Regions from separate parts of the Mus musculus genome. Here region 1 is linked to region 2. Evidence: chromatin loops called from intact Hi-C (ENCODE). Cell type or tissue: gastrocnemius. All regions are shown on one strand. Links, peaks and the distances in the headings refer to the core of each region. The heading gives the core; the rest is flanking DNA. Region 1 has its middle 6.0 kb from the start of Gm30241. Region 2 overlaps Sel1l3 (sel-1 suppressor of lin-12-like 3 (C. elegans)).

Region 1 (2,917 bases), core at 109-2,608, 240 kb after region 2:
CCCATGGCTGGAATGGAATACAGAAAGAGCAGAAAGCGGGGCGTATGGGCAGAAGGAGGAAGGATAGGCAGCGGGTCACTCTGGGGTTGGCAGGCCCCCTGAGCACTCTGCTATTAAGATGAGAAAAGGAATCATTAGGGAGTCCTAAGTCCAGACCCTCTCAGGCTTTGGAGTGTATTGTGAGTTTTGAATGATGATTGGGGTCGCCTATCAGAGTTAGAGGGTGTGGTTGAACTGTGAGTTTCATGTAGTAGTAGTAGTAGTAGTAGTAGTAGTAGTAGTAGTGGTGGTGGTGGTGGCGGTGGTGGTAGTAGTGTGTCTGTGTATCTGTGTGTTTGTGTGTCTATGTGAATGCAGATGTCCTGGGTCATGCACGTGAATCAGATAGTAACTCTGGGGAATGGATTCTCTCCTTCCTCCATGGATTCCAGAGACCCAAACTCAGGCATCAGGCTTGTAGGGCAAACATATCTTGCTTGTAAGTGAAGTGCCCACACTGTGAGCCCAGAATTGTAAGACGGTCAGGTAAGAGTCTGAAGAGAGGTCAGGACCTGGGCTTCTACACCAGCACTTCCCAGTTTACTTAAATTATCAGTATAATGAATTTGTTGGATACTCAGCCTTTGGAGGGGTTCATTTATTATTCATGTATTGACCTTATCATGAACACGAACATAAACAGATTCTTCCTGCAGTGGGCCCTCCCTGTTTCTTCACTTTTTCCCTTCTGAAAACACAGGTGTGACAGTGACATTGCTTGCTGCTGGTCTCAGAGCTGGAGTTTTGGGGAGTTTCAGCGTTTGGAAAGTTTGGAAAGAAAACACAGGCTTCAAATTGTGGAGAATTCTCTTTGTTAATTGTTATTTATTTATTCATGCTTTTACCTACCTATTTAGCAGTACTGGGATTGAACCAGGGCCCTATCAATGCTTTTATTTTAAACACTTTTTCTTACTAATGCAAGACGGCAAATGAAATAAGACTAACAGTTACCAAAAATCAAGATAAATAATAATGATGGTGTTAAAAGATGGGGTATTTGTTTGTTTGTTTGTTTGTTTAAGTAATAGAAGTAAAAGGAGAAAGGAGAAGTAATGTCGGGCTTGCAAATGTTAAGTGCCATCGGCAAGCATCATGAGGGGCAGGCTGCACGGGCTAGAGTCGTTTATGCAGATGAACTAATGTCGACCTCTAGCGGTCAGATGGATTTCTGCACTGGCCCCTTTGTTAGGCACAAGGGCTGCTGTTGCCCCGCCCCCCCTTCGCCCCCCCCCCCGTCCGTCCGTCCGCCCCCCCCCCCCCCCCAGCCTCTAATACTCAGCCTACTCTTCGGTTCTGATGACCAGATGTATCAAATCTGATTTTAACATAATCGAGTGTTCAGTAATCTCAAATTTGCTGTTTGGCTCTGCATCATGAGCCTAACCTTGTAAGACAGATCCACCAAGCGTCAAGCACAGAATCTCAGCGATAAAGTAACTGAGCCCAGACAACACGGTAGTTAGATGTTTAACTGGGACTTAAACTTTGATATCCTCACTCCGAGCCACAAGTTTTCCCATTTACACTGTTGCAGCCACTGAAAGAGAGGTGTTATCTATTCATCTAAAGTATAGATAAATGTAACGTGGGTGGAGAGGCACACAAGTAACCGTGTAAGTGGAGAAGTCACACTGCCTCTGGCCAGCTGTATGACACGGGCTTTGAGGGCCTGAATCACATAAGTTCAGTAGTGCTATAGTTTGTGACTTACGTGATATTGTAAAGTTAGGATGTTCCAGAACTGGAGGTTGGAGTTAGGGTGCCTCTTTGTGAACCAGGCTGGGACCCAGTCCCTAATGTGTATTTTATATTCCTAAACACACTGGAGAGACAAGCAACCTTCTGGGAGACAGATGACATATGGAGGAATTTCTCAGCTATGAACACCCTATTGTAACGTCCCAGTGACCCCAAACCTGAGTATCTTTGAGTACCATACTTTCATATAGTGCTGGCCCCAAAGTTCCTCCCTTCGGTTTTGTAAACACTCCCTGCAGAGTATGACTTGGTGCAATCTCTTTTTTTAAAACACTATTGATGTCTGCTTTGTGATCCACTCCTAGGTACCCAACAGAAATGGCCCTGGATGTTAACCAACTACATCTACCATGAATACCATGGCTGTTTTATTCCTAATAGCCCCAATCTGGAATCAACCCGATGCCCATCAGTAAAGTGGGGAAAAAGCTGACAAGTATTTCAGAAAGAAGAACAAAAGCAATGAAATTAAAAATAAAAAAAAAGTAGGTATCCTGGCTAGTTTTGTTTTGTTTGTTTGTTTTGCTTTTTTGTCAATTTAACCCAAGTCAGCTTACCTAGTGTGATGGTTTGAAAGGAAATGTCCCCCATAGGCTCACAGGGAGTGGCACTATTAGGAGGTGTGGCCTTGCTGTCGTGGGCGTGGCTTTATTGGAGGAAGTGTGTCACTGCCTCCTGCTGCCTAAGGATTGTCACCATGTAGAACTCTCAGCTCCTTCTCCAGCACCCTGTCTGCCTGCACACCACCATTCTTCTCCCGTGATGATAACGGACTAAATAAACCTCTGAAACTGTAAGCCAGCCCCAATTAAATGTTCTGAAATAGTTGCTATGGTCATGGTGTCTCCTCACAGCAATAGAAACTCAAACTAAGGCACCTGGGAATAACTTCAACTGAGAAAATGTCTCCCTCGGATTAGCTGTAGGTAAACCTAACAGGGCATTTTCTCGACTAATGATATGGAGAAGTCTAGCCCTCTGTGCGGGTGGCACCCCTGGACTTGTGCTCCTGACTGGTATAAGGAAGCAAACTGAGCAAGTCAGGAGAAGCAACCGAGTAAGCAGCACTCCTCCATGGTTTCTGCTTCAGTTCCTGCCTCACGATTCCTGCCCTGAC
Region 2 (2,917 bases), core at 309-2,808:
TGGCTCACGTGTGTCTGATTGAAGTTCTAACCACCCTAGTTTGACCTCCAAACACCTCTTTGTCTCAGGACGTGGTGACCCAAATCTGCTCTCATAGCTGTGTCACACAGATGACTTTAGTGTGCTCACCTGGCGTTGTCTCATCCAAACTCTCCCCCTCCCCCCATGCACTTCCTGAAAGCATTACCAATACCAACTGCTCCGAGTGGAGAATAAACTTTGGAAACAACCACTTATGATTCATTTTTACTTATAAACTGGGTCATATACATAAATTAAGGAAACAGGTAATTAAAAAGAAAAAATAAAAATTACATGCACTCTCACCAAATGAGATAGGTAAGAAGAAAGATAAGTTAGCATTGGTCAGAAGGGTTTTGTCTTCTATGTGTGCATTTGCATGTGTGCATACACATGCTTATTTGTTATCGTTATTTTTTTTTTGTTTTTTTGCAACCCAGTCCTTTGTGTATGGTAATCAAGCACTCTACCAATTGAGCTTCAAGCTCAGACCCCATTTCTGTTTGTTTTGTAAGGCAAGGTCTTATATAGCCCAGACTAGTTTTCAATACACTAGTTATCCAGGAATGACCTTGAACTCTGAATCCCCCCACACCCCAGCCTTGCATGTGCTGGGATTATGGGCATATACCAGTCCCTGTCTTGTGACATTATTCTGAATGGTGACATCTGGAAACAGCTACACATGGGGTACCTGTACCACTCACTAGTTGTCAGATGTCGCTTTCCTGTTTTCTTTCTCGTGGTTCACATGAGCAGCCCTCCCATGGACTCCTTGACTGTGGACTTCTTGTACATAGCTCTGCTTTTTTCCCTCTAGAATAAACCCCACAGGCGAGATGTATAGGACTGTGTGGTACACATATTACTGATGCTCTTTAGGTTGCCATGACTACCTCATCCTCCAGAGCCATTGAGTTCATGGCCTCCCTCTCTCACTCGATTTAGGACCACTGATGTAGGGTGTAGGATCTACCGCCCCAGGCCTTGTCACAACTCCATGCAGAAATCCTAGACAGTGATTCGCTGTGTTCAGTGCTTATTTTCTTGTGTACTTTGACTACTATCCAGCACTTGTAAACCACCCTGCTTTTGTCAAACTTGTAATGCACAACAAAAGCCCAGCTTAATTAAGCTTGTTCAGAACCCTAAGCCCTAGAAAGCCTTTCATGAAATAGAGGGCTGTAAAGCTCTGGGATTTTTCTAAATACCACTCATCCTAACCGACGAAGGAAGGCTTCAGGAACCTAGGACCTGTAGAGTCCCCAGCCGGCATGGCCTCATGCCTTTCAACCAGTAGAGGTAGCTGTTGTATCAAGCAGCTCCCGGCCTTATCTGTCCCTTCAGCTTTTAAGAGAAAATAAATCCGTGCAGGCAGTATTTTTAACAACAGTATTTATTTAAAGGGGGGGGGGAACCTCATGATTTTGTGGTTTTAAAAAACTGCTTATTTTGTGCCCTCTTATGTTTGAATATAAAGCTCTTTGAGTATTAATAAGAGCCACTATATGAAATTTATTATTAAGCATCTATTTTTAGGCACGAAGCTTTGCTGTATTATGTTTTAGCAGCAGAAACTGGAATTGAAGTGTCACAGACAAATTTAGCACACATCTGCGAGGAGAGGCCAGTAAGTAATGTATTCTATTCTTCTCTCAGTAGAAGCTACGAGGTTAGAGATAATGAATTGAGTTTTACAGGGGCAAAATTAGTCACTGGGCCGAAATATTAGTGAATTAACTTTCTCTCCCCTTTCCCTCCTAGGACCTGGCTGGGAGATACTTGGGCGTTAATTGTGTTTGGCGATACTATAATTTCTCTGTTTTTCAAATCGATGCTCCTTCATTTGGTATGTATAGAAAAACAGGTGCTAAACTGGAGTGTTGGGGGGGGGGTCTTAGTAACAGGGACCATCTAACAGTTTGATATGGAGTGTGATATTTCTAAACAATTAGGGAAGAAAGTGAAAAATGTCTGCTATTAAGGTCATGGCTAAACTGCTGTCAAACTCCTGCTGTGCACTTCCTGCAAACCAACAACTTCTTCCAAACCAAGACATCTGCTGTTACGATGCAATTCCCTGAGCTGGTCCTTCATCTTTGTACCCACAGAGGGGCTCCTGGACCCTGGGTAGAGGGCAGCTTCCAGGAACTACTGTGCCCAGACTCCATTGCCCAAGGCATTCTAGTGAATGTCTACCAATTAGAGGCACTATTGGAAGATTGCATCATGGGGGGAGGGGAGAATCCCAGGCTCACCTCCTTCTTTCTCTTTGTCCTTAGCTTTTGGCAGTAGCCCTTAAGTGTTTTAGCTTCTACCATGCAACTCTGTCATCTCTGGTCTCAGCTCACAGAGGACTAAGAAGCCCTGGCAGTATCACAGCCATCTTCTGATCCCATCCTCTTGCACCCCAAGGATGGCATTTGCTTCCTAAATGCTGATCCCAGAATCATCTCCTATTTCCTATTCTCTCTATGCTCTTCCAACATCAGCACCCATACCAACTATTGAGCAATACAGTTCTTCACAGACATGCTCACAGGCCAATATGGCCTAGGCAATTTCTTAGCTGAGATTTTCCCTTTCGGATAACTTTAGGTTGTATCAATTTTACAATTAGAGGTTGACAGTTAAAGCTAAAACAGTGTTTTACAAGCCTGTATAGATACATTATAATAGGAAATGCCAGTGATTTAACATGTTGGTCTAAAACAGGGGTGTCCACATGTGGCCCAAGATAGTATAAAGTACAGTCAAAGTCAGAATCAATTTTTTTTAATTATATGACCTTTTTGGGCTGGTAGGTTTGTTTATTTGAGACAGTGTCTCATTATGTAATTTTGGCCATTTTGGAATTCACTATGTAGACCAGGCTGGCCTCAGACTCGCATAGATC

The links. A loop is a pair of places that touch in the nucleus more often than their neighbours do. Peaks named below come from ENCODE experiments on the same cell type or tissue, not always from the same donor. Only the 100,000 strongest peaks of a DNase experiment are listed, where the experiment ranks them.
Region 1: a loop joins it to region 2, with 14 times the contacts of the local background. A loop is called at or near these places in 27 of 42 quality-filtered maps.

Annotation. Positions count from the first base shown.
Region 1 is chr5:52,877,308-52,880,224 of GRCm38, reverse strand. No RefSeq gene overlaps it. Among named protein-coding and RNA genes, the nearest start is that of Gm30241, 6.0 kb to the left of the region's middle. In gastrocnemius, for the core only: a CTCF peak has its summit at 1,167 (motif pointing left); a DNase peak (open chromatin) is centred at 1,191.
Region 2 is chr5:53,122,120-53,125,036 of GRCm38, reverse strand. It overlaps Sel1l3 (sel-1 suppressor of lin-12-like 3 (C. elegans)), which reads left to right. Exons shown (of 24, transcript NM_172710.3): 18 at 1,561-1,651; 19 at 1,786-1,870. Among named protein-coding and RNA genes, the nearest start is that of Gm17182, 74 kb to the right of the region's middle. In gastrocnemius, for the core only: a CTCF peak has its summit at 1,309 (motif pointing right); a DNase peak (open chromatin) is centred at 1,306; H3K27ac peaks cover 1,117 bases.